Regions from separate parts of the Homo sapiens genome. Here region 2 is linked to region 1. Evidence: read pairs that join two places in POLR2A ChIA-PET (ENCODE). Cell type or tissue: Panc1. All regions are shown on one strand. Links, peaks and the distances in the headings refer to the core of each region. The heading gives the core; the rest is flanking DNA. Region 1 overlaps DYNLT2 (dynein light chain Tctex-type 2). Region 2 holds the start of LINC00242 (long intergenic non-protein coding RNA 242).

What was found. ChIA-PET counts read pairs that join two places held together with the same protein. Peaks named below come from ENCODE experiments on the same cell type or tissue, not always from the same donor. Only the 100,000 strongest peaks of a DNase experiment are listed, where the experiment ranks them.
Region 2: POLR2A ChIA-PET joins it to region 1 with 5 read pairs; 12 of 35 experiments call an interaction of 5 or more read pairs at or near these places.

Annotation. Positions count from the first base shown.
Region 1 is chr6:169,742,063-169,747,440 of GRCh38, forward strand. DYNLT2 (dynein light chain Tctex-type 2) reads right to left here. Exons shown (of 4, transcript NM_174910.3): 2 at 2,006-2,212; 3 at 1,018-1,176. Among named protein-coding and RNA genes, the nearest start is that of DYNLT2, 6.8 kb to the right of the region's middle. In Panc1, for the core only: no CTCF peak of the experiment used is centred there; no DNase peak of the experiment used is centred there.
Region 2 is chr6:169,798,435-169,803,812 of GRCh38, forward strand. It overlaps LINC00242 (long intergenic non-protein coding RNA 242), which reads right to left and starts at 391. Exons shown (of 2, transcript NR_026781.1): 1 at 303-391. It overlaps LINC00574 (long intergenic non-protein coding RNA 574), which reads left to right. Exons shown (of 3, transcript NR_026780.1): 3 at 2,397-4,439. RefSeq lists enhancers at 2,069-2,761, 2,762-3,455, 3,456-4,148. In Panc1, for the core only: no CTCF peak of the experiment used is centred there; a DNase peak (open chromatin) is centred at 2,477; H3K27ac peaks cover 991 bases.

The DNA of each region.
Region 1 (5,378 bases), core at 224-5,223:
CTCTCCAACTCCCACATATTCCTTACCAACTCCTTACATAATTACACAGCCTAGTGATATTATCTCTTTATTAATAAATAATGTTTATAATTACCTTGCTGTTTATTGAGGGCTCTGTGCTGGTGATTATGTTAAGGATTTTAATACAGATAATTTCATTTAATCTTCACAACAGCTCTAGGAAGCCAGTTTTATCATCACCATTTTATAGATGAAGAAACTGTGCCAAGGCCACAGCCAGCAAGTGTGGCAGAGGCAATCTGACTCCAAAACCCAGGCTGTTTACATTATCCCTATCATTTTATTTCCCTGAATTCTAAATTGTGCTGCTTTATCTCCTTAAGTAGAGTAAAATCTCCTTGAGAATCATGGTCCGTGTTTTATCATTCCTTGATTTTCCTTAGTACCTAACACCTATTAGTGCCCAAAATAAATTTACTGGTTAACTTAAATGACATTAAACTGTCAAAATTGATATGATCAAGGAACAGAATAGCAGTGCAATTTAATAAATTAGTAGTACCAAATTGCTACTTCTAGGTTTGTACTTTTCTTTCTTTTTTTTTGAGTCTGTTGCCCAGGCTGGAGTGCAGTGGAGCGAACTCGGGCCACTGCAACCTCTGCTTCCCAGTCTCAAGTGAGTCTCCTGCCTTAGCCTCCCGAGTAGCTGGGAATACAGGCACCCACCACCATGCCCAGCTAATTTTTGTATTTTTAGTAGAGACGGGGTTTCACCATGTTAGCCAGGCTGGTCTCAAACTCCTGACCTCAGGTGATCCACCTGCCTCAGCCTCCCAAACTACTGGGATTACAGGCATGAGCCAACGAACCCAGCTGGTTTGTACTTTTCAAATAATTTACAGTGAAATAAATATACTTAACAACATGATACTTTCCTTCAAAAAGTACCTCAGAATCTATGGCATGCCCTTGAGTCATCACAATAAAAATCAAATCACTAGGGAGGAGATGCCTTATAGTTCTAATTGCTAGATCCTGTATCAATGGGGTACTTACATTTATTGCTTGGCCAGTCTTTTGAATAAATAATACTTTTATAATGAACTTATAACGGTGGTACCCAAATTCTTTGACTGCTAACAGTATGCGGTCTGCCAATTCAAGTGACAAGTGAGAGAATACTTTATCATCATATTTGACATCTTTAAGACTTTCCTTTAAGAAAATTTAAGAAAAATACTTTTATTTTCAAACCAAATATTTTCTATATAAAAATTCAAGTAGAAAACATGTCTAAATAATATATATATAACTGTTTTAAAATAAATATATTCCTAACTAAATAATATTAAATAAATTTTATGCTTACCTATTTCAGTAACAATTTTGAGGAATATTTATTGGGGTTTTCAAATTATATTCAATTACTTTTCATTAGCGATACAAGCTGTAAGTTGTAATTTACTAGACTACTCTGCCAAACAGTTAATAGACACAAGGAGATTTTCTAAAGAAGACTTCTAGAAGGTAAAGGAAATTCTTAGGTAAAGGAAAGAAACCTTTTTAAATTTATACATTTATTAAAATTCAGATTTTGGTTTTCTTATACTGAAGATTACTTGGACTCAGAACCTGTACCAAGTCACTGCCCTGCTCAGTGGGCTCATATTAAAACTACTTCTTTCCAGCCCTCCCCTCTAGTCTCTCACTCCACTAATTTTTCTCTGGCCTCCAGGAAAATGAAATCAAAGATTTCTAACCATGTTTATTAATAAATTAATGTATAGCTTGAAGGAAATGGACATGGCTTGTGGACTATAAAGCATTACTCTTACAAACCAGGAGCAGAACTGGACACCTAGCAGACAGACTACACATCTCTGATTAACTAACTTGTTGTGCCTGCACCAATGACACAATACCTTCTGGTTCTAGTGACAATTGTATGAGCCAATTCCTGGAATAAATTTCTTCGTATATATAATTTCTGTTTCTCTGTAGAACCCTCATACAATACTGCTATCATATATATTTATCAACCTACTGTTAGTATCTGCTGGACTTTAGTTTCTACTGAATGAGCTTGGAATTTCTTCAATGGCTCCATTCTATATGAATTAGCAAACTTTAATTTTGCCAGGGCACTCTTCCATTCTTTACCTATATCAGCAATTGAGTCATCAAAAGGAGGCTCCACATACTGAACATTGTGAATTGACTCTCTCAGTCTTTCTCTTAAAATCTGTGTATACTGGAGGAGAAAGAGAGAGGGGAAGAGAGAAAGGCAGAAAGATTACTTTTTAAACTGTAAATGAGTTTTCAGATTAAATAAGCCTGTACAGTGGGACAGGGCTCACACAAAGCTTGGAAATTTGTTAAACAGATTTCTACAATAATGTGGTTGCTAAATCCTAGATTCACTCCTGGCTATCAATTTGGCAAAAAAAAATAGGAATACTATTTATTCTTTTATCTATACTCACAAACATATACATACAAATTGCATGCATATATTTAGAATATCCATGGATGATCCAAAGGAACTAGAAACAAGAGTGGCCTCCAGGGAGGGCAACTGAGTGGCTATGGGATGGAGATATAGGGAAAACCTTTCTTCCTCCCTACCCTGAGATTATGAAAATATTATCCTTCATTGTCTTAAAATTTTATTTTACTTCATTTACTTATTTTTAAATAATACAATTATTTAGATAGCACATTCGTAAGTCTTAAGGTGAAAAGACACCAAAAGAGCATTGATTTGATATATATATCAGTTCATGCTTTTGACATGAAACATCCATTCTGTGACATCCAATATGCATTAATGAAATATTTGCTTAGTGCCCAATATGTCCCAGATAAATGCTCTAACCTCTTAAGTTAAAGCAGTAAGCTTCATTTTATTAATAGCCAGGAATTTCTTTTTCTTGCCTAATTGCTTGGCTAGAACTTCCAGCTCTATGTTGAAAAGAAGTGGCAAAAGTGGACATCCTTGCTTTGTTACTAATATTACAGGAAAAGCTTTCAGTGTTTCCCCATCGAGTATGATGTTTGCTGTGAAGTTTTTTTTGTTTGTTTTTTTTTTTGAGACAGTCTTGCTCAGTCGCCCAGGCTGGAGTGCAGTGGCGCGATCTTGGCTCACTGCAACCTCTGCCTCCTAGGTTGAAGTTATTCTTCTGCCTCAGCCTCCTGAGTAGCTGGGACTACAGGTGCATGCCACCACTCCCAACTAATTTTTTTGTTGTTGTTGTATTTTTAGTAGAGACGGGGTTTCACCATGTTAGCCAGTATGGTCTTGATCTCCTGACCTCGTGATCCACCTGCCTTGGCCTCCCAAAATGCTAGGATTACAGACATGAGCCACTGCACCCAGCATTTGCTGTGCAGTTTTCATATAGAGCTTTTATTAGGTTGAAGTAGTTTCCTCCTATTTCTAGTTTTTGGGGTGTTTTTATAATAAAAGAGTGTTGAATTTGACATATAGTTTTCTTCATCAATTGAGATTTATCATGTGGTTTATTTCATTTAGTTAATGTGGTGTATTACCTTGATCGATTTTCATATGTTGGACCATCCTTGCATTCCAGGAACAAATTTCACTTGGCCTCGGTGTCAAATCCTTTAAATAAAATGCTGAATTCAGTTTGCTAGTATTTCGTTTAGAATTTTTGCATCAGTGTTAATACATGATACAGGTCTGTAATTTGCTTTTTTTGTAGCATCTTTGTCTGCCTTTGGTATTAGGGTAATGCTGACTTCACAGAATGAGTTAGACAGTATTCTCTCTGCTTTTATCTTCTGAAAGAGATTGTAATAATTGATATAACTTTTTCCTTAAATGCTTGGTAGAATTCACCAAGGAAATCACCTGAACCTGGTGATTTCTGCTTTGGAAGGCTGTTATTGATTCAAGTTTTAAAAACAGATATATGCTTATTCAGATTATCTATTTCTTTTTGTATGACTTTTGGGAAATTGCATCTTTCAAGGAACTGGTCCATTTCATCTAGGTTATCAAATTTCTGGGCACAGAATTGTTCATAATATTCTTTCATTATATTTATAGTGTTCATGTAATTTCTAGCAATATCCTGACTTGCATTTCTGCTATTAGTAATGTGTGTCCTCTCTTTCTTAGCCTGCATAGAGGCTTATAGATTTTATTGATCTTTTCAAAGAAAAAGCTTTTGGTTTTGTTGGTACCTGATTTCAATTTCATCAATTTCTGCTATAATTTTTATTATTTCTTTTCTTCTTGGATTTAATTTGTTCTTCTTTTTCTAGTTTCTTTGAGGCTTATTTTAGCTCTTTCTTCTTTTCTAATATATGCACACATTCAATACTATACATTTCCTTCCAACCCATTTTTGCTGCACTCTACAAATTTTGGTATGTTTTCATTTTTATTTAGCTCAAAATATTTTTTAAATTTGAGATTTCTTCTTTTGTAACAGTGTTTTTTGATGTGTAGCATTTCTAGTTCTTTCTTAGGATTTCCATTTCTATGCTTACATTGCTCATCCGTTCTTGCATGCTATTTTGTCAACTACAGCCCTTTAACATATTAATCATAGTTACTTAAATTGTGATAATTCCAACATCCCTGCCATGTCTGGTTCTGCTGCTCACTCTGTGTGTTTGTTGTTGTTTTTAGTATGCCTAATTTTTTTCCTGATAGCCAGACATGATTCACCAGGTAAAGAAACTGCTGTTAACAAGGCCTCTGGCAATGTGCTGGTAATGTATTAACGGAGAGGAAGCATTCTGTAGTTGTATGACTAGGTATTTTAGTGAACCTGTGCTTCTGGACTGTGAACTTCACATATGTTTCTGAGTTTTTTGTTTTTTTCCCTACTTGCTTAAGTCACACAGGATGGCTAAGGAGGGCTGGAGTGAGGTCACAGAGCAAACTGCTGCTTGTTAATCTACTTTTGGGGGCAGCAGTTTGTCCTGTGACCTCACTTTTTTCAGTTTGTTCAGCTTTTTACTTGTTAGGACATAGTAGGGACTTTAAGGAAGCTGGAAGTCTTACCTTTGCTTTTTGAACGATATTTTAGCTGAGTATAGAATTCTAGGTTGTTAGTCATTTTCTTTCAATCCTTAAAGATGATGCTTCGATGTCTTCTGTCTTGCATTGTTTCTGAGAAGTATGCTGTCATTTTGTCTGTTTCTATGTGTGTAACGTTCCTTTGTTCTAGTTGCCTTTAAATTTTTAAGTCACTGGTTTCAAGCAATTTTATTATTCTATGTCTTGGCATAATTTTCTTCATGTGTCTTGTGCTTGGAGTTCACTGAGCCTCTTAGATTTGTGGGTTTATAGTTTTCAACAGATTTGAAAATTTCTCATTCCTTATTTCTTCCAGTACTTTTTGTCTGTCCTCTCTCACCTCTTTGGGGACTCAAATTATAAGAAC
Region 2 (5,378 bases), core at 83-5,082, 56 kb after region 1:
AATGGACATGATGCACACTTTAAACTCTCTCTGAAATAAAATAATGAGAAGTAAGAAATCCGAGCCCACAGATACTGGCCTGTTCAGGTGGTCCTGCTGAAGCACTGTCTCCATGGAAAGAGGAGTGCCAGAAGGAAGGACTGAGGAGACACAGCAGTGAGTCCACGTTCTTCCCCGAAACAACATCATTTCCTAAGCTTATTTATCACCTTTTAATTCTACAGAATCACATTGTGATTTTATAGTGACTAAGGACCAAGAGTAGAAATGTCTTATCTCCAAGGCATGGAGCAGGCACTTACCATTTAAAGGAAGCAATCTTCAGGCTTTTACAGGATATTGATCTCTTGGGAATGTCAGCAGGGGCACAAGGAGAGCAGTCGATGCGTCTGGACTCATAAATTGCTCACGTTACATCCAATATGCAGTGTATGATATGACGTGTCATGGAGGTGTCTGCAAAGGCACCACAAACACCAACATCTGGGTTACTTATTTGTCTCCTCTGCAGTGAAGCTGGCAATAAACACATCTCCCAGAGGCTGGGGAAGGTGGGAAAGAATGATCAAATGAAAGCTGCCAAAATGAGGGCATTTTTTCTGTCTTCATGAATCATCAGCCATAAAACAACAGCAGGACAGGGGTTGCATCCTTCTCTCTGCCGCTACAACCAGCAGGTGATGGATTGGACGTGGTGGCTACAAAACGCAGATGAAGGTCAGCACTGTGTTCTGGCTGAGACTTCTCAAATTCTCACTTCACAGTTAATTTTTGTTTCAGACAATGAATGTTGTTGTTATTTTAATGATAGCATAAGTTTAAAACTTTGATGCTTCCATTTTTCAAAAAGGGCAAACCACCACTGACAATAACAAAATCCTTTAACACAACAGCACTGGGGAACAGAGCCCAGGGCTTCTCCATTTGCTGATTCTCGGCACCTCCGTCTCTGTTACTCTCTGATGTTTCTTAAAGGCTGTCATATATGCATGGGATAAATGCGGCACAGCAGAAAACCAGAAATAAAGACAATGAGAATGAAGACGAGGCGGTTCTGGACAAGGTGCTGCTCAACCAGGAGGTGGCAACAGCAGGAGAGTGGACCTCCTTCCACTGAAGCTGCGGATAAACAGGACCTTGGAGGCCAGTGAGCTCCCTGCCCCAGTAGGGACGTGGCCTGCTCTAGGCAGAGGGCAGTTGAGCAAAGGAGAGAGGCATCAAAGTAGAATGACTTCAACTTTTTTAAAGGTTGAAAAACGCTGAATAAAGGATTACTGTAAAGAGTATGGGATTGTTTATATTTGCTGAGTAATCAATACCACATATTGCTTTCACGTTGTTTGCTCAGCTCTGTTCCAGGGCACATCCAAGAAGCATGGGCATGTTTCTGTGCTCTTACAAAGCCTCCTTTCTATTAGGAAGCCTGCAGCACACACAAAACAGCCATCAGCAAGAGTGTCTGTGGCCCCAGTGCTGCCCTAGGCAGCACACGAGAGTGATGGACTTTGAGTCCCTTTATTTTCTGCTCTCTGGAAGGAGGGGTTTTAATAGAATTTATCTTTTTATATATTCTGCCTAGCATTAGAGAAGCAGACAATTTTAGTCAATCATTCAAGACCATCCTGCGACCTCAGCTTTTGTGCTTTACAACCTTGTAAAGAAACACAGCAACATAATTAATTACAATTACAGCACTGTGATGTGAAATTTCAGCCAAAAATCTAAGTCAGCCAAAAATCTAAGTCATTGCCTTTGGCCTGAATTCCTTTAGCATAATCTTAAGACAGAACACGCATGCCTGATCCAAGGGCCTGTGCACATCAGGTGCACCTCCCAGCAGGAAAGGCTCGGAGGCGTGGGCCAGGGGATCATGCAGAGTTGGGCTTTCATTCAGCATCCCCGGGAATCAGGACATTGCACTCACACACACGCTTGCCACACAGCCTGGCAGGAGCCAAGACAAGGTTGCAACACTTTCATCTTTAAGAAAGGAGTTTGAAAATATTCGCTGCAAATTAACACAACTTTTCTGGCTGGTATGTACCCACAAATGGATGCAGCTGCACCCCGGACCGACCTGGGCTCCCTGAAAGATCAGAGGGAAATGTGAGGGACAAACCCATTCAGTGCAGAGCTCTCTTTCTTCAAGCAAGGGAAAAAAGATTTCCAAATTTGAAAATGACCTTCGCACCTCCCCTCCTTTCTGTTCCCCTCTTCAGTGGAATGTTTGAACAAGCACTGATGACTCGCTCCCAAATAGCCCAGATAAGGTTTTACAAGAACAGGTGGGCCTGCTTGAAAGATAAACTTTTTCTGAAGCAACAAGAAGACAAATGATCCGAAACTTGCAATTTGGTTAATGTTTCTCTCTCTCTCTCTGCCTTGTGTGTACACAGCTCCTTCTGGCCGGCAGCAGGAAGAGTGGCCCTGTGTGTGCCAGGCCCTGCAGTCTCTCCTCTCAGCTGGTGTCTCCAGTGAGGGACCTGAGTCATCGCACACATGAGCCTGTGCTCAGCCTGCACATCTCCCGCCTCCCACCAGCTGCTCCTCAACTGCCAGGGCCAGACTGTGGCAAAATCTCACTCCTCTGCCGATGCTGGGGTTTCCCTCGTGTCTGGGAGGTGGTGTGCTTGGTGGCCTGAGCACTGCAGTGAATCCATGTTTCCCTCCCAGCACCCTGTTCTGTCCTCCAACTTGGCCGACAGCTCTGGCCAGGGACGCAGCCCAGCTGGTGCCCACCCCGCACTCTGTCCATTTCATAAGAGCCCTTGGTTTCCTCACTTCCCTCAGATTTTGCCAAGAGAATGGTCCTGGTGTGGCCCAGAAAGGCCAGCGGGGTGCAGCCTGGGACTGAAAGCAGAGGCGGCTCTGGTGGGGAAAAAGTAGCTCTCCCAGCCTAGCCCTACTGGTGGGCGGCACCTCCTGGCTCCAGGCCATCTTTTGTCCCAGTCCTAGGTAAGAAAAACACAAACAAAAGCCAGTCCCATGGCACTCGAGAAGCAGGAGGCCGTTCCCTGACAGCAACATGCTGTGTGCACAGACACACGGGTGGACAGGAGGCAGAGCTCGGGGTTGCTGCGGAGCGGGCAGGACACTGGAGCGGCAGGCAGTGCGGACCCGCCGGGCAGCCGTGCACGGTTGTCGTCCTCAGCGGCAGGAGCCAGTTTGTTGCTCAGGGCCTTGTCTTTTTACAAAGAGCCCCAGGCCCCGGGGGCTTCTCTGGGTGCCTCTTTGCTGCCATGTCTGCACGCGGGCGGAGAGCAGACCAGGCTACCGACCCTCTCGCTTTGCTGTCTTCACGTGGAAAAGCCAGTGTCGTAGCCCCAAAGGAGGGGAAACTGTATTGATTTGGGGAGCCTCTATGTTGATTTCAAAACAGATTGTCTCCTGTGTTCTCAAAGACTGGAAGCGAACCCCACAACCGCCTTAGGCCACAAAAGCTTTATCCTTTCTAATTAGCATCCCTGTGACCTGCTCTGCGCCCTGCAGATATTTTGCTCAGCCAGCCAGAAGGAGGGAGGCCAGACACCAGCCCCCACAGACCTGCGGCTGCGACCCCCTGCCTGGGGACGATGGGGTCGGGGTCCAGTAGCTGCCCCAGAAACAAGTGGGGCTGCAGGAGGCTGATGGTGAGCTTGGAGGTTGGCAGAATTCTAAATCTGGGCACTGCAGGGTCCCCACAGGTCACGACCCTACTCTGCTCCACCCAGGCTCCGGAGGACCTGAGCAGGAACCTCTGCAGGGGGGGCCCGGGGCTCCCTGTCCTCTCAGCAGCCGGCAGTGCTCCCTGACAGCCCGGGCCTCTCCCTCCAGTAGTTCGGTAGTTTGCTGTCACCAACATGGCTGGGCCTGGGACAGGCTCCTCCTCTCCCTCCAGAAGCCAGGCAGTCCCTCCTGCCTCAGTTTCTCAGACTAGGCCGCCTCTCCCATCGCGAGACACTGAAGACCCTCAGCTGTTTCCATCTGCCCAGTCTGACTGCTGGATCGCCCTCTGTGTGCGTTGGTTTGCTGTGTTCTTGCTACTCGCCCTTGGATAAGATTTCTTCTCTACTCATGAAGCTGCGTGTCCTGGAGGGCAGGGCCGCACCTCACATGCATGTTGCCCACATAGCTCAGCAACAGATGCTCTCACGCTTGTTAAAAGTAAAACCGGGCCAGGCGCAGTGGCTCACGCCTGTAATCCCAGCACTTTGGGAGGCCGAGGTGGGTGGATCACCTGAAGTCAGGAGTTTGAGACTAGCCTGACCAACATGGAGAAATCCCGTCTCTACTAAAAATACAAAAAATTAGCTGGGCGTGGTGGCACATGCCTGTAATCCCAGCTACTCGGAGGCAGGAGAATTGCTTGAACCCAGGAGGCGGAGGTTGCGGTGAGCCAAGATCACGCCATAGCAATTGCACTCCGGCCTGGGCAACAAGAGCAAAACTCTGTCAAAAAGAAAAAAAAAAAAAAAAAAAAGTAAAACCAATTAGCCAATGTAAAGGAGTTTAACTGAGCAAAGAGTGATTCACAAATCAGGCAGCCTCCCGACCCAGAGTGGACTCAGAGACTCCAGCACAGCCATGTGGTGGAAGAAAATTTAAGACCGAAAAAGGAAAGAGATGTACAGAAAATGGAAATGAGGTACGGAAACAGCCAGATTTGTTAAGCTTGGGGTTTGCAGTAGTTGAACATGGTTGAAGAGCTGGCCACCTTAGATTGGCCAAAACTCAGCGATTGGCACAAGAGTAGGCTACGGTCTGTTTACAATTCCATTTAGGTTACTGTTCGTGATGTACAGAGAAAGCTTTAGGTCGAAATTAAAATACACAAGGAGGCAGCTTTAGGCCACACTTGATTTGAAAGCTAGAGAGGTCTGGTGGAGGCTGCATTCTCCTCTCCAGGAAGTACATTTGTGGGCTGCTAAGCCACAAGATAAGGAAGAACACAAGACAGCTAGAGAAGGCCACGAGCTGGACCCAATACCCACATATTCAGGAGTAAACACTGGTGCTGTGAAAGGGTCAGTGCCTCCATAAACGTCTCCACAGACATAGAGCTCTGAGCGGACACGGACCACTACACACAACAGAGCTACACACAACAGAGCTTGACAAGCCACAGAGCTCCACAAACCGCAGAGCTCTCTACAGACACAGACATCTCCTCACCACAGAGCTTTCCAAACCAAAGAGCTCTCCACATACACAGAGCTCTCCACACCACAGATCTCTCCACAGACACTGAGCTCTCCTCAACACAGAGCTCTCTACTGACACAGACATATTTATAGACACAGATCTCCACACAAGACTCTCCACACCACGGAGCACTCTACACTACAGAGCTCACCAGACCACAGAATTCTCCACAGACACAGAGCTCTCCACGCTACAGA